Linked DNA regions of Mus musculus: region 2 is linked to region 1. The links are chromatin loops, found by intact Hi-C in ENCODE. Cell type or tissue: gastrocnemius. All regions are shown on one strand.

Region 1 (8,000 bases):
TAGCAGCGATTTATTGTGGAGCCTTGTGGGGGAAGGGGAGAGTACAGTTAGTGTAGATTTGTTTCAGAGTTCTTTAAAAAGGGGGTGGGGAGGGAGGGAGGGAGGGAGGGAGGGAGAGAGAGAGAGAGAGAGAGAGAGAGAGAGAGAGAGAGAGAGAGAATTTTGCAGCAGCAACAGCACTGAGTGATACCTGAGAGGGTTAAGCACCAGGAAGAAACACTAAAAGAAAGAGAAAAAAAAAAAACTTCAGCATCCCTGTGTTCCAAGTCCCTGTCGTAAACTTCTCATTGGCTGCTCTGTTCTCTCCTCCCCTTTCATGCCCTATATCCTTGCTGGCTGCCTTTGTGAAGTCTCTGTGTCTTGCCTAAATAGATAACGCAGCCATCTTGGTAATTTTATCCCAGAAGTCAGAATTGCAGGGAGGTGCTTTTCTCTCCTAATATTTATTTTTAGTTTGACGAGCCATAGCTGTCTGACTTGCCGCGTCTTGCACTTGGTGCCCTCAGAGCGTTGGTCTACCCATGTGTCTAACCACACTCTTTCTGGTCACTTCTCTTACCCTGTAGTGTTCTCTTGTTGTTTAGTGCCGTAACAGATGCAGGGAACCCTGGCCAGCAGGACGGTTTTATTATTATAGTTACGGCCCTATCCACTACAGTGGATGCGTACAGTCCGCCCTGTTTATTGCTCCTGGGAAATAAGGATTTCTATCTGGGGTGGAGCCACAGTGATGCTAGGGAAGGGAGTTCATTGTAATTAGTCCAGAGCCACTGGGGCTGAGGGACGGCTTGACTCAGTTAGTTTTCTCCCACATACGTGTGTTGATTCTGCAGATGTTTGGGCTGACAGACAGGCATGTGATCCGGGGCTGAATAACTCCTTCTTCGGTGTTTACATGCCAAAGCTCAGATTAGCTGTCAGGAAGTCTGCAAAGAGGACAAAGATCCAATCTCACATTGCATAGGTGTGCAGGGAGCAGGCCACCAGGGGAAGTGCTTCAGTCCAATGGATGAAGGTGAGCAGAGAAGGGACAACCCCAGAACCAAGGTCATGAGCAGGTTAGAAGAACCGCCCAGGTTTTATGGAGGATGTGAGGGTATCAATAACATCGATATGTGGACTCTTCTGTATCCCACTCCTGAACCTCCGATTAAATGAAAACCTAAGTATGCTTACACACACACACACACTATACATACACACACACACATACTATACACACACACACACACACACACACACACATACACACATGTACTATCATTTTTACGTGAAAACTAGAGATTTAAGAAGATTGTGTTCAGTGTAGAAGCTTAGGAGTAGAAAGGTATATTAATAGCAGCGGATTCAACACAACTGAGCAGGGGCTATGGATAATGTTATAGAAAGTAGGTTAACTGATTTTCCAGGACTTTCTAGATATAGGGAGTTCTTCCAGAAGAGAGAGGGAGAGGGAGAGGGAGAGGGAGAGGGAGAGGGAGAGGGAGAGGGAGAGGGAGAGGGAGAGGGAGAGGGAGAGGGAGAGGGAGAGGGAGAGGGAGAGGGAGAGGGAGAGGGAGAGGGAGAGGGAGAGGGAGAGGGAGAGAGAATCATTCCATTGTATTTAAAGCAAGGAGATTTGGAGGAGCAGGGCTGGCTGGCTTCTATGCCACTGTGGTGCATACAGGGAGCGCATGTGCCTGTTACATCTTGCAGTGAATCTGAAGAGGGTCACAAGCCCATAGAGAAGTCATGGGAAAGATCGCCGCCTCTTTTTTTTTTTTTTTCCACCAACTTATTAGTGTTCAGGGAGTGACTTCAACTCAAGTATTACAAATATGCCCTAATTATGCTTGGTGACTATATATCACTACAGACGGCTGATAGCCCTTGGTGGGACGTTTTATAAAGTTCAAACTCAATCTTTTTAGCAATGTGGAGATTGAAAACCGAAAATACAAGAGATATTGTATATGCCCTCAGGCATACTTTGTCTTAAATATTATCCTTGGCCAAGTGTGCTGTATAAATAAGTAGATATTAATAGAACTGGCCAGGTGCCAAGCTTCTAGTATGAATTTTAGCCAAGAATGTATTTATGGGGGTATAAATAATACTGTGTCAACATTTAAAGAAGGGATCTGATTAGTTTTGAATTTCTGCATATTGATCTTTTCGCATACTGTTGGTTTAAGACTCAGAGTGGAGTTGTGCTAGAGTTTACGGATCCTGTGCCCTGCAGGAATTAGTGGATACCAAACACTTTGACTATTCCTTTGAAGTTCAAGGTGCAGCTATTCAAAAGACGCTGTATAAGGCTTTAGAAATTCTGAAAAAGTGACTCTTTTTCTAAGAAGACTCTAAATTGATATTAAAACAAATAGAGACCCAGTGGGGAAAGGGGAAGTTGTTTTCTTTTTTTGGTCTATTTTTCATTATTTACTTATTTCTTTGTTTGTTTGTTTTGTTTTAAGTCTGAGGTTCTCCCATGTAAAGACATACTTCCTATCACTGATCTGTATTCTAAACCTGTTTGTTAAGATTCTGTCTTAGACTGTAGCTGAAGCTGCTCTCAGACTTGTCTTATAGTTTAGGTCATCCTCAAACTCATGGTCCTCTGCCCTCACCTACCCTAGTGCAGGGATTATGTGCACTGCCATGCTTGGCTCTCCTCTCTGCTTCTCTTCCCAGCGAAGTGTTGTGGGTCTAACTCTGGCAACAGTGAGCCCTGCTCTCTCCTCCCCTTGCTCTGTGTGGCTTCTGCTGTGACAGCTGAAAATGTCTGAAAATATTTTTCACTGTCTTGAGGTGAGATTCTGCTGGTCTTCATTAGATAGAAGCCAGGGATATTTCTATCCTATTATAACGAAGAGGGCAGCCTACCCCTTCCGCCATATGCCAGAGAATTATTCTGCCTCAAATTTCAATGTTGCCCATGGTGGGAAGCCACAGTTCCCTGGTGTGCAGCTTCGGTTGCTGAATTCTACTCCTAGTAATATTTTAAAAAGTAATAGCAACAACAAAATATCTTTATGATCAAAGGATATTAAAATAAAATCATCAAATAGAGAATAATCAGAATAGAATATGGACTGGGCTACTTTGTATGACATGTTTTTTATTGTTGTGATATTGAAGCTCCTACATTTGAAACAACCAACATTCCCATTCATTTGCCTTCAGTAATGGGGTTGGTCCCTCATTCACCAGGAATGCCAAGTCAGCACATAGAAAACAAAAAGAACCCGAGGAATTATCTTGGATTTTCCTTTCAAATAGAATAAGCTTTGTGTTAATGAAGAGTGGAATCTGCAGCCTGGGCAAGCAAAGACAGTGACTTGCCATGTCGGCTGGTTCTATCTCTGAATCAGGTGGGCTGAAGTGCACAGCGTGGAAACATCACAAAGAGTTAGCCTTGGTAGTTCTTTCACATGAAGGCTAAACACTTAATGCTAAGCAATTCTCCCTCTCTGGTCCTCCTGTAATTTCCAAGTGAAATTGCGGGATGTAGAATGAATGCCAATGTCAGCATGGTTTTGAGGAATGTGACTTAGTATTCAATTCATGAAGCTGTCTTTCTATATATCCAGATTGCTGGCCTAATGAAGTGGAATATTAGCAGAACACAGTAGTAGCCTTAATTTATTATTTTTTTTTATTTTGTTCTTTCTCCTCCTCCTTTCTTAAAGATTTATTTATTATTACATATAAGTACACTGTAGCTGTCTTCAGACACACCAGAAGAGGGAGTCAGATCTTGTTACAGATGGTTGTGAGCCACCATGTGGTTTCTGGGACTTGAACTCAGGACCTTCAGAAGAGCAGCCGGAGCTCTTAACTACTGAGCCATCTATCCAGCCCCGTAGCCTTACTGTAAAGCTGTATTTTTGCCTTCTCTCCTAAAAGATTCTCTGTGTATGTTCGTAGATGAATGTGAGTCAGAGACAGGAAGGGGGGTTGGTGAGTGAAGACTAGCTAGGACCTCTTGACTTCCATGATGGCAGTTATTAATGTACAACAGAGCTGACTCTCTCATTCCCTCCATTAATGCCTCGTTGTGGTTACACCCAAGCACCTCTGCGCTCTCCTTCTTCCAGATCTCCTTCATTTTTACTTTGCAAAGTGAGTAGGTGAAGCATCAAATTAAAACACAGTTTATAGCTGGAACAGGGAGGTGGTTTTGCTGCTGCCTCTCTTGAGTAGACCCCCATGTTTTAAAGTCTAGGGGTTCCCCAAGGTTAAAGAGCATGTGGTTCGCTTAACTACACCCTCCCCCCACGTCTCCACAGCGCCTCCTGTGGTCAAGGCCAGGGAATGCAGGTCTTGAAAGTTGTCTTCCCCATGGTGGAGAGATGCAGATGTAGCCTCCTCAGGCACCTTCTGTGTAAAGATATGAAAGAATGACAAATCGTTTTTCCTAGAGGAAATGGAGATGTGAAAAGGGCTAATGATTCACCGTTGAACTCCCATCAAATCTGGGTTAGAATTGTGGAGGTCAGTACTGCGGGGTCTTTGCCCAGAGATTACAACACACTGGAAGCTGTAATTTTGGAAGGTTCGGGAAGGCAGGGTGGAAGAGCCCGGGGAGAAGTGTGCAAGGAAGGGTTCCTGGCCTAGATCCTTCCCCACTGACTCTGGCATCTTCTTCATAAATTCCCAAGAGAGGTGGGCAGCAAGCAGGTGCCTGCCCAGGGCAGTCCTGTCCGCTGCTGTCTCCTCGCGTTTCCGGTCCGTCCTTAGGTCTCAGTGAGGAATCCGCTTTGCAGATTCCCAGCAGCCTGACGAAATGTGGCTTTGGCTGAGACAAACAGATGTTTCTGTTGTCATTTTTTTAAAAGCATCTGGTGTGTTTGTGTTCTGCTCTTTAATATATTTTGAACAGAGATAGTATTTAACCCAGAGATAGTATTTATAAATTCATTGTTCTCTGGGCACTTATTTTAAATTTAATAACATGATAGGGTTCTAGGTCAGGCTCTAGGTCAGGCTCTAGGTCAGGCTCTAGGTCAGGTTCTAGGTCAGGTTCTAGGTCAGGCTCTAGGTCAGGCTCTAGGTCAGGCTCTAGGTCAGGTTCTAGGTCAGGTTCTAGGTCAGGTTTAGACCAAAAGATTCTCTTGCAGCTTTTGTTTAAAAGACATCTGTGTCTTGCTCCAACCCAAGCTGCCTTGGGTGGTTCTTTCTTTACTAACCTCTGAGAGTCAGAAGTGGGTGTTAGACTGCACTCTGGCCACCGGCTTCCTGTGTTGGCCGGATGGCTTTGACTCCACATCATACCCTCTTTAGCCCCTGGCTTTTAATCCAAATTGCCCCTCACCCTTTGAGATGATGGGTATCCCTCTGTAGGTGGTCAGGCCACCGTGCCCATCCGTATCTAGTACCCTGCTGTGTTTTGGGGATATGGCAGCCCTTCAGATTTCTACCGGGCCACCTACTTCTGCAGATTGCAGAGGTCTGATGTGTGAAGAAGCCCTGGGCAGCTTCTGGCACTTAGTAGGCCTCTGCATGGCAGTCATTATTCGTTGCATTGCAAATGTCATTGACTTTAAGATGTACCATTGCTACCACACCACCAGAAAGGAAGACTACTCCAGCAGATTCTAGTGCATGACTGGTTATGAGATGGCATGGGTTCAGCAGTACTTATATGAGCTGAGATGTCCCAGGGAACCACTTCTGCGTTCTTGGGATGTCTTGGCATCCCCACATCTTTCCATGGATGTTCCACCCAGTGGGTCCAGTTCTCTGGTTCACTCTGATTATTCTTCAAATGACCTTTAGGAGAAAGGATGGCAAGGTAGGTGACCTCTTACACCAGGAGGCTTTTGATGTCTTCTTAGGTTCATCTCTCTTCAGTAGTTAGCTCTGTAAACCCTATAAGGTCAGCTCTGCCTTCATCCTGTCCTGCCCCGCCTCTGCCTGTTACCAACCTGTTAGTACTACTTTCCGGCAAGCTTTTCTTTTGGCTTTTATCCATGCGCAGGCCATGGATTTTCATGTCTCTGGGTCCTGTGGATGTTGCTTCTTCAACTGGATTTTGAGGGTTGTTGCAGTAAGAAGATGGCTTCTCTGTAAGAGACCACCTTTGTTTTGTCTGAATACATTTGATTGGCTCTTGCGCACCCCGAGATCCTGACCTGTGGTTTACTCTCATTTCTGCCTCCCTACACTGTCTTGTGCTGTTGGATTTGTAGATGTCTCGGGTTCTCTCTGTCCCTACAGAACCTGGCACACTGTCTTTGCTCAATAAATGTTCAGCAAATGAGTGTTGCCTTCTGAGAATGACTGAACCTCCAAAGTGGCCTTAACACACAGTCCAGGAAACGGACTCTATTGCCTTTCCTGTTGTTTGGTAGAAATGGGGTCTTCATATGTAGCTCAGACCTTGGGATATGTAGTCCAGGCTAGCCTTGAACTCTTTATCTTACTGCTTCTGCCTTCTGAGTACTGGAGCCACCGGCGTGTGCCACTGTGGGTAGCTCAGCGTGACTTTCCTTGACCTGAATCCTTGTGAGAATGACTCTGTCCTCCAGAGGAGCACTGCATTTGCAAGTTCAGAATCGTTTCCTAGGGAAACAAAAGTATCTCTGAAGACTGCAAAAAACTGGAGGGAGTTCTTTCCCCTTCAACCTATTCAGCTTTCATCTGTTCACTTGATTGATACAAACCTTATGATTTATCAAGTCCTTGGCTTTGACCTGGACTGCAACCCCTCCCAAGCATTCTAGGATGCTTTGAGAAAGTTAACCCATCTGGATGGCAAAACGAGCCTGCGCTTTAGAACTCGATAAGAAGTAGAAGCAAGAGAGGAACGCGTGGCAGGAGATGGACCAGAGGGAGTTGGGGTGGAGTTTGTAAACATAGGGTCCTGCCCTGAGTCTAACATGGCCCCATTGCTACAAGCTTTCAGAACTGTGCCGTTTCTGGCCTTGTAGCATGGGTTCATGCTTATCGCCTGCCTGGGCTTCGTTCTCAGTTTGTTAAGAACGAAGTCAGTAACAGCTGTTACTAGTGTTCTGAACCACGGTGTAGGTGTAGCACGGGTGAGGATACCTACCACAACTGCTTCTGGCTCTCAGGGCTTCCTCTCACCGTGGCTTCCTCTCACCGTGGCTTCATGGTGGTTCCCTGTCTCAACCCCCGCCCCTCCCCCCTTTTCTCCCATGCCCCATCCCCTGCTCCAGTGAGTCTCTATTGAGTAAAAGGAAGCAGGGCATTGGAGAGAGCACTGCCAAGCCAGGTCAGACAGCCGTGGTTAAGCTGGGTAGACTCACTTTGACTGGAGACCAGCTCTGGCCCAGCTCTGAATTATGTTCAGAGGCTTCAACAAGTGAAGGACCCCAGAGGGTGGAGGAAACTGGAGGAGAGGGTACAAGGGACTTCTTGGGAGTCACCTGAAGTGATTTGAGAAAGCAATCCAAACCAGTGACAAAGGGACCAGCCATGCTGAGCCCTCGGGTCATGCTTATCAGTATACTGTATGATGTTTCCTCTGTGAATTTGTGCCCTAACTTTCTTGGGGCAGCTTGGGAACACCACTCCACTGGTGCCAGAAAACTCTTCTGTTCAAGAGGAAATTGACTGGATTTAGGTCCTTTGGAAAGAGGAGAAGCTTCGTGGAGCTGAGAAAACCCTGCCCCGTGGACCGCTCCCTTCCCTTTCAGTCTCTCAAGCAGCGCTTGGACTTGTTAGGCCTGAGAAGTTAGAAATGTTTGGCTTAGATTTTTCTTTAGCCACAATGACTTGAGAAACCAAAGGCAGATGGGAAATACTCTGTGGATGTTGTGAAGCCCAAACCATCTGAAAATAGTTTGAATGCATTTCCAACCCTCGGCAGGCAGCTGTTTTCCTTCACACCAGCCGGCTCCATGCACCCCCATTCCCAGGGAGAGTGTCTCTGCTGCCGCAGGCCTTCCTGGCTCTCTCCACACTGGTAATTAGGAGCCAGGTTGTTCCTGAAGAGGAGACTCCACATATCTGAACGCACAGTCATGGGGTAGCTATGTGAGATCTGCTCTCTGGTG
Region 2 (8,000 bases), 220 kb after region 1:
TTTTCCCTCTGTGATAGGTTGTCAGTACTTTGGAAATAAGTGTCCTCCTTCTTGCTTGGAAGAGTATCCTTGCTTCAGTGGGGGTTTTGGTTGAAGGATCTTATTGGTTGTCTCTTTTACAACCCCATGGCTCCTGATGGAGACAGTGCCATCTGCCAAATGTCCACTTCTGCTGCCTTTTACATCTGCATTTCTCGTCTGAAACTAAGCCCGGAAATTTCCTTCTTCATAATTTTGCCTGCAAAAACTAGAGCTTCACCAGAGACATAAAGATAAATACCACCGACCCCCCTCCCCCCCCCCCCCATTGTAGAGACAGGTCTCACCATAGAGCTTAGGCTGTTTTCAAATCCATGGTAATCTGCCTCGAACTCCTAAGTGCTGGGAAGACAGCCATGAGCCTTCTCCTCACCCCAGACAGACACATTCTTCTAAAACAAAAACTCTTATGGGCCCATTTGCAACTACAGTGCAAGTTCCTTTTAGAGAAATGTTTAGGATCAGATGTGTGTTTCAATTTCAAATTACCTATTTGTGTGTGTGTGTGTGTGTGTGTGTGTGTGTGTGTGTGTGTGTATTGGGGACAGGAATGAAGTTTCATGGTCACCTGATATACATAGCCTGAGGATAATTACTTAAGAATATTTTTGCTTGCCTGTATTTTGACTGTGACCTAACAATTGAGGTCAAGTGTGGAATTTTCCACATGTGATGTCCTGTTAGCATTTTATCAAAATTCAGTTAATTTTGGAATGTTTCAGATTCTGGCTTTTGGGTTAGGGGTTCTCACTTTGTGTGAGTTGCTACATTCTAAATTGGATGAGGGATGCGCTTGCATTGTGTCAGTCCTTGGTACCCTTGGGTACAGATCAAAACTTGACTTGTCTTGATTTACCCTCTTGCTCAGAAATATCAGTGTCGATTACAGAAAGGCAGCATGGCATGGTGGCATGCAGGGGATGGTGGGTAACAGTCTAGTCATTTGATTGGCTTTCATACAATGTGCTATCTCTACTCCAGGCAGATATCCTCAATAAATAGTGTTAGGTCATCTCACTGCCCACATGGAGTGAGTTCTTCATATCTCTCTCCCACCCTGTGAAAATCGTATGTAAATATGTTATTGAATGTGCAGCTGTTTTTAGAAAGGGTCTCTGAATATTATGTTTGGAATCTTAATTCCATTTTTATGTCCTTAATAAAATACCAACCAAAATTAACTAGGGGAGGAAAGAGTTTATTTGAGCTTATAGCTCCTAGATTATAATGCAAAAATGAGAGAAGACAGGGGGACAACTCCAGGCAGGAACCTGGAGGCAGAAGTGGAAGCAGACAGAGACTGTAGAGGAATGCTCCTTACCAACTTGCCATAAAGCTTGCTCGGCATGTTTTTAAAACAACCCAGGACCACTTTACCAGGGTGCAACTACTTACCCATGTCAGTGTTTAATCAAGAAAATGTCCAACAGACTAGCCTACAGGCTAATAGAGTCTTCTCCAACCAGGTTTCTTCTTTTCAGATGACCCTAGATGTGTCAACTTAATGTAAAACTAACCAGAAACTTGGCATTTCATCTATCTATCTATCTATCTATCTATCTATCTATCTATCTATCTATCTATGTCTCTATCTATCTCTCTATCTCTCTATCTCTCTATCTCTCTCTCTATCTATCTATGTCTCTATCTCTCTATCTATCTCTCTATCTCTCTATCTCTCTCTCTATCTCTCTCTATCTCTCTCTATCTCTCTCTCTATGTGTGTGTGAATATATATGAAATATATACATGAAACATATATGCAGCTGTATACAGTGAGTGCAAGCAAAATCCATGAGAAACAACAAGGATTAAGATCAGCATAGAAACATTTTAGAAACCCATCCTGTCCCAGTCTCTTCCTTTACTGCAGAGGGAGCTGGATCTCAGATACCAACACATAGAAAGTGGAAACTGGAGAAAGCAGTAGCCATGGGCAGGAAGGGGTTGGAGGAATGAGAGAGAAAAAAGGGGGACAAATGAGACAAACCCAAATGACAAGGTGTTAGAAAAGATACCATTATTTCTTAGGCTAGCTAAAAAAGAAATTAATAAAATAAATTTGACCCTGGGAAGAATAGTCCATGAGCAGTTAGTCATGAGAAGATCAAAGGATGCTGACCCCATGCATGTCAAAGTGACTCAATGTTTCATTTTGAGCTGAAGGAAAGAACCAAATGGGAAAGGTGCCTTCTTGGAACAGCTCCTGTTGGACTAAAAGTAGAAAGGTCTTCCTAAGAAGTGAGAGCAGCTTTACAGCTATGAAAACTGAAAGTCACCCTGACGGAGTCTCCATAAACCAGCCGTAAAAACACCAGCTCTTCTGTTAGTTCCATTCCCCTTGCGGCTAGCTTCCCACAACTTAGCACTCAAGCAGTCAGAGCCCTCTTCGTTCTATCTTGTCAGCCGCTCTTTCACAATCTGTTGTCCTTACAGTGGTCCACAGGCTTCCACGACTCACATTCCCTGACTTTGCACTTCTTTCCTGAGATGTTCCACGTGTGTAAAGAAATTCATATCACTCAGCAAGATTTATTAATTTGTCTCTTATCAGTTTCATTCGTAGGATACATTCAGAGAACTAGGAGGTTACTGGTGAAATATTTTTCTTAAGTTATATAAGACTGAGACTAAGACATTGATCTTTTGGTTCTTTAACTAAATCAGCAACAACAACAACAACCCCCTAAAGTTATTTTCTGTTTGAGAAAGTCTGTTATTACTACAGCATGGAAGGTGTCACTGTGTCACTGTGTGTCCTTCTTTGTTCCCTTGCTAATTTCATAGACTTTCTTTGGGAATGGATGAGTTAAATAGAATTGGGTCAGCATGGAGTTATTGAAGGTACTGTTCTATGTCAATTGGCTGGAGAATCTTATATATTGATTAATGGCTACGTTGCCACTTGTTTTGTCCCCTGTCACTGATAAGTTCCTAAGGAGGTTGAATGTGCTATGTGGAAGCTCATGGCCTAGAGATTCAGACTTGGGTAAATGCAGTGAGCCATCGGTCATTACCTCTTATACTGTCGACTTAGTCTGGATTTACTAAATGGCCAGCAGATAAGTGGCTTGATGAACTGGAATTCTCATTCCCACGACGACCTTAGTCCCTGCAGAAGCCACGCCATTACTGATGCTTCCTTGATGTGACCACTGACCTTTCAAAAGAAACCAGGTACCCAAAAGACTGGTGCTTTGTTTTCTGCATTTTTAAAGAAAGTGAAGTCTAACGTGCATTTTAGAGCTAGCCCTCATTCTGCATAAGCAGGGGGAGAAGTTGGAGGGATCCTTTTCGTCATAAAGAGCAGACGTGAGCTGCCTGCAGACAGCCCACACGGCTTATTTATGTGTATGGTTTAATGCTAAAAGGTGCCATTAAGGGGGAAGCCCACATCTAGTGTCAAAACAGTTAAAATCTTAAACATCCCTAATGACCGCTTTTAAGTCATTGCTATTTCTTCTAAAAACAAACCGGCCCTTCCCTAAGTGCAGGGCACTCGGATTACAAATGATACCAGTCATCTGGATTTCTCATTACGGAGCTTCTGCCAAGTTTAGACTCTTTGCCAAGGATGATTTAACCATTCAGAGTGTCAGGCTGACCTTGAGCTTGGGGGCTGGGTGTACAGAGCAGCCTAATTGCCTAAGCATCATTTTCTCAAATTCTAAAATATACTGCCGAGGTGAAACCACCAATTTGACTTCTCAACTGCTCTAGGTTAAAATCTCGAGCGCACATCATCACGCCTTCACAACCGAGTGTGCTAGGGGCCCTTGGAACTGTCACATATTAAATCAAATAAATACTTGTAAAGAAAGCTTTTTGAGAACAAGGGAAGGAAAGAGAGATACACGTATATGGATCCCAGAGCTGACACAATTAAATACAATGGTTGTGTAATTGGAGGCATCTGCTGGTATGTTTTCACTGTTCTGAAAAATACTAGGCTAGCTTGTGGTGGGCCTGTGCAACAGGGAATGACATTGTCCAAGTCACAGGATGACCATTCTGAGGACATGTAGAAATACAGGTCTAAGTCCCGCCAGGCATAAGGACCAGTCATTAACTTCGTGCTCTTAGAGGGATGGTTGCAATCCAGGATGGAACGGACTAAACTTTACATCAAAATGAAAGCAAATCAAAAGTGTCAGCTATCAGAGCTCACAGTCATCCACCTTCCTTCACGCCCAACACACTTTGTGTTCTCACTTTCTAGATGCTGTTTCAAATACCCTAGAAATGGCCTAACCTTTACAGTGTGGAGCTATCGCTTTTAAGGTGTCAAGTCTTGTTAAGGGTCCATGTATAAACTGAATCATTATCTTCCCGAAAGCAAGAGAGTGCAGCTTCTGAGGAGACAATGAGTAAAATTCATAAGCAAGCAAGCTAGCAAGCAGGCAGGCAGGCAGGCAGGCAGGCAGGCAGGCAGGCAGGCAGGCAGGCAGGCAGACAAGCAAGCATCTCTCTGCTTAGCATGCATGAGGGCTTAGGTTTGATCCTCAGGGCACAATCTACTCCCCTATCAAACTGGTTTACATTTCAAATGGAAGCAAGCTCCCATCTAGAAGTGAGACTTACTGAGAAGAGCTATATACCCATTTTTGAGGTCCCATGGGTTAGATTACATACGATTTACTATTGATTTTGAACTCCCCTTAAAGCCATTGGAATACCAAGGCAATGTCTGGAGACAGCTCTACAAAATGCTCATACTATTATAACAACACTTCATGAGCGTCTACCAGCTATCATGTCAGATCATCATATTAGGTTTTATTTCTTACCAAATTTAGTGCTATATCTAACCAACTTATAGAGTGAAGGCTTTAATCTCCTTTGTGAACTGGGGCTGAAAAGAGAATTCATATTGCTCACAATTGTACAAATGAGAGCTAGCTGTGGTGACTTAGCCCTATAATCCCTCTTGGGATTAAGACTTCAAGACCACTCTCTGCCACCTGGTACGATCAAGACTAGCCTGGGGCTGCATACACCCTTGTTTCAAATCAACCAATCAATCAATCAAACAAACAAAAACACACAACTGATATTTGGTGTGAGAGGCTTAAGTTCAGTCTTTTGTCTGTCCACACCATTCCAGTCATCCTGACGGTATTCAGTATTTATTAATTTTTTCTTTTCCTTGTAATTTCTTAATTTGAATCCTAGGATATGCACCTAAAAGAGGCTGAAGAGATTTACTTTTCAAACCGAAGTTAATTTGGGAGAATGATATCAACCTAGGCCCGGTCTTTGAACCTGATTCCAGAAACTGCCAGTAAAGTTGACGATCATTCCAAGTTGACGATCATTCCTTGGTGAGATGCTTGCTAGGAAAATGGTTTAAGAACCCAGTCGACAAGTGTCAGTACAGTATGCTCTATTCACTGGGCGATAATCAGTGCCCTGAAGTTCTAAATGTGACTTTCAGGGGACCTTCAAAAGAACAAGTTAAAGAATACTTGGCTCTGCCCTTTTTGAGTGATGGAGAAGAGCTTATACCTTGTTAGATTCTAGATTTTCTGGATCCATAACCCTTTAACATGTTAATTTGGTGTGTGTGTGTGTGTGTGTGTGTGTGTGTGTTCCTCTTAATATACATACTCCAAAACTTTTGTGTTTATTTGGGTGTTGAAAGACTTTGCAATGTGTTGTTTATACTACTAAAACTGTTTCTTTGGATTCTTTCCTCATAGTTAAAGGGCAAAGTTCTGCCTAAGAGCAAAACTGCAGGAAGCAGAAGAGATGACGTTAGGCTCCATGCTCACCTGCCTTCTTGACCCACCACTCCTGGCCTTTCATTTGTCTGATTTATTACTTCTTGTTTGTCCCTGTGACTCTCTGTCTTTCTCTATCTCTGTGTCTCTCTATCTTCATCTCTCTGTGAGTATGTATGCTCTCTCTCTGTCTGTCTCTCTCTCTCTGTCTGTCTCTCTCTCTCTCTCTCTCTCTCTCTCTCTCTCTCTCTCTCTCTCTCTCTGTGTGTGTGTGTTATTTCTCCCTTCAGTAGCAGTGATGTGAATCAGGTAGCTAGCTTTCATAGTCAGGATGAACAATAAGTATCTACCTTCTACACTGCAGAATCTAAATGAAACTTAGACAACTGAATTCCAACTTACACATTAATGTTAGGACTGATGGTATTCTGATGATGACAGGCAATATTCCTGTTAGGCAATTCCTCTTATTCTGTAAATATTAATTTGCAGATAGTTTTGGTTAATTGGCCATGTTGGCATTGAATCTTGTAGTTACTTTTTGCTGAGTAGTTAAGTTGTATATATATTTTTAAAAATATTTGTCGGGCTGGCGAGATGGCTCAGCCGTTAAGAGCACCGACTGCTCTTCCGAAGGTCCTGAGTTCAAATCCCAGCAACCACATGGTGGCTCACAACCATCTGTAATGAGATCTGATGCCCTCTTCCAGAGTGTCTGAAGATAGCTACGGTGTAGTCACATATAATAAATAAATAAATCTTTAAAAAATATTTGTCAGTGGTATCTTTAATAGGATTCAAGTACACTTAATTTCTTTTAATGTGTCTGGACTCAGTGGTCCACAAAGTCCTTTTCTGGAAGATAAGCAAAAAAATCACTTAGATGTAACTTTGTGATCCAACAATCCTTCTACCTCCACGTATTTGGAAATCTGAACCACCACGTCAGATCTGGTGTGACTACCTCTTAGGTTTATAGGACATTGATTAAGACACCAATGACTTGCCTTAGATTTGATTTTGATTCCTTTCAGAGGCCTTCCATGCATGACTCCAACGTGATTGTAAGCTAGTACTTGTTAAGTTCACTGCAAGGTGAAAGGTCATTTGTATGATTTGTAGTGTCAGTGGTCATGCAACTGCCTGTCAACATCTCTGGCAGCTCCGCAGCTCATGGAAAATTATGATACCACACGGAAGCCCTGGCCCTCTGCATCTTGTTTTGAGATTGTATTTATTTCAAGAAGTTTTAATTACATTTATTTATAAATGTGCATGTAAACAAACACACACAATTGAACACAGAGTTTATAAATAGCCACAAAACCATTCTAATTAAATGTCACATGGATTGTAGTGGGAGAGAATCAAGTGGGGCCCTAGGGCTTTTACTGCTTATTTCCGGTTTCCTTCTCTCACAGGACTTTGCTTTTGGCATCTGGATTGTTGACACGGGTGACTAAGCCTTGGCTTGGAGGGCGTTCCAGTCTCCAAGTTGCTGACTTTTGCTTTCCACCTGGGAGCTGGGGTCATTTTTCCAAGTCACGCTGCATCCTGGTTCCCAAGAAGGGATCCTGGGTGGGAAGGAGGCTTGGATCAGGAAACCAGGGCTCCTCAGAGGCAGCTTGCTGCTGTCCTGGGCTTGAAGTCAATGTCCTGAGAATATCCATGGACTCTCTGGGCTGGTCTGAGTAGGAATGGCCCCATTAGACTCATGTGTTCGAATATGCTTGGCATTAGGGAGTAGCATTTTTTAGGAGGTGTGGCTTGACTGGAGGAGGTGTGACTTTATTGTAGGAGGTGTGGCCTTGTTAGAGTATCACTGTGGTGGTGGGGCTTTGAGATCTTAAATGCTTAAGCTATGCCCAGTCTAAAACACATATAGTTCTCTCCTGCTGCCTGGGATCAAGATGTATACCTCTCATCTCCTTCTCCACCACCAAATCTGCCTGCATGCCACCATGGTTTATGCTGTGATGATAATGGACTAAGCCTCTGCAATTGTAAGCCAGCCCCAATTAAATGTTGTGTTTTGTAAGAGTTGCTGTGGTCATGACATCTCTTCACAACAATAAAACCCTAACTAAGACACTCTCAAACTGCCTTTTAAGAGGCATCTTAAGACTGGACCAAGGGTACAATCAGCTAATTAAAAGAAGCATAAATTCAATTAAACACACACATTTTTGCTCATGAGCCAGCAGTTAACCAGTTTGGCTATTATTTCAAACCTTGATTTGA

Evidence for each region. Peaks named below come from ENCODE experiments on the same cell type or tissue, not always from the same donor. Only the 100,000 strongest peaks of a DNase experiment are listed, where the experiment ranks them.
Region 2: it touches region 1 in a loop (4-fold over the local background); 1 of 42 quality-filtered maps calls a loop at or near these places.

The regions. Positions count from the first base shown.
Region 1 is chr1:186,695,422-186,703,421 of GRCm38, reverse strand. All of the region lies in intron 1 of Tgfb2 (transforming growth factor, beta 2), which reads left to right. Gm35655 (a long non-coding RNA gene) reads right to left here and starts at 2,466. Exons shown (of 2, transcript XR_373811.4): 1 at 191-2,466. In gastrocnemius, a CTCF peak has its summit at 4,302; a DNase peak (open chromatin) is centred at 668; H3K4me3 peaks cover 1,940 bases; H3K27ac peaks cover 5,717 bases.
Region 2 is chr1:186,477,971-186,485,970 of GRCm38, reverse strand. All of the region lies in intron 1 of Gm35426 (a long non-coding RNA gene), which reads left to right. Among named protein-coding and RNA genes, the nearest start is that of Gm35426, 4.5 kb to the left of the region's middle. In gastrocnemius, no CTCF peak of the experiment used is centred here; a DNase peak (open chromatin) is centred at 3,622; H3K4me3 peaks cover 422 bases; H3K27ac peaks cover 4,180 bases.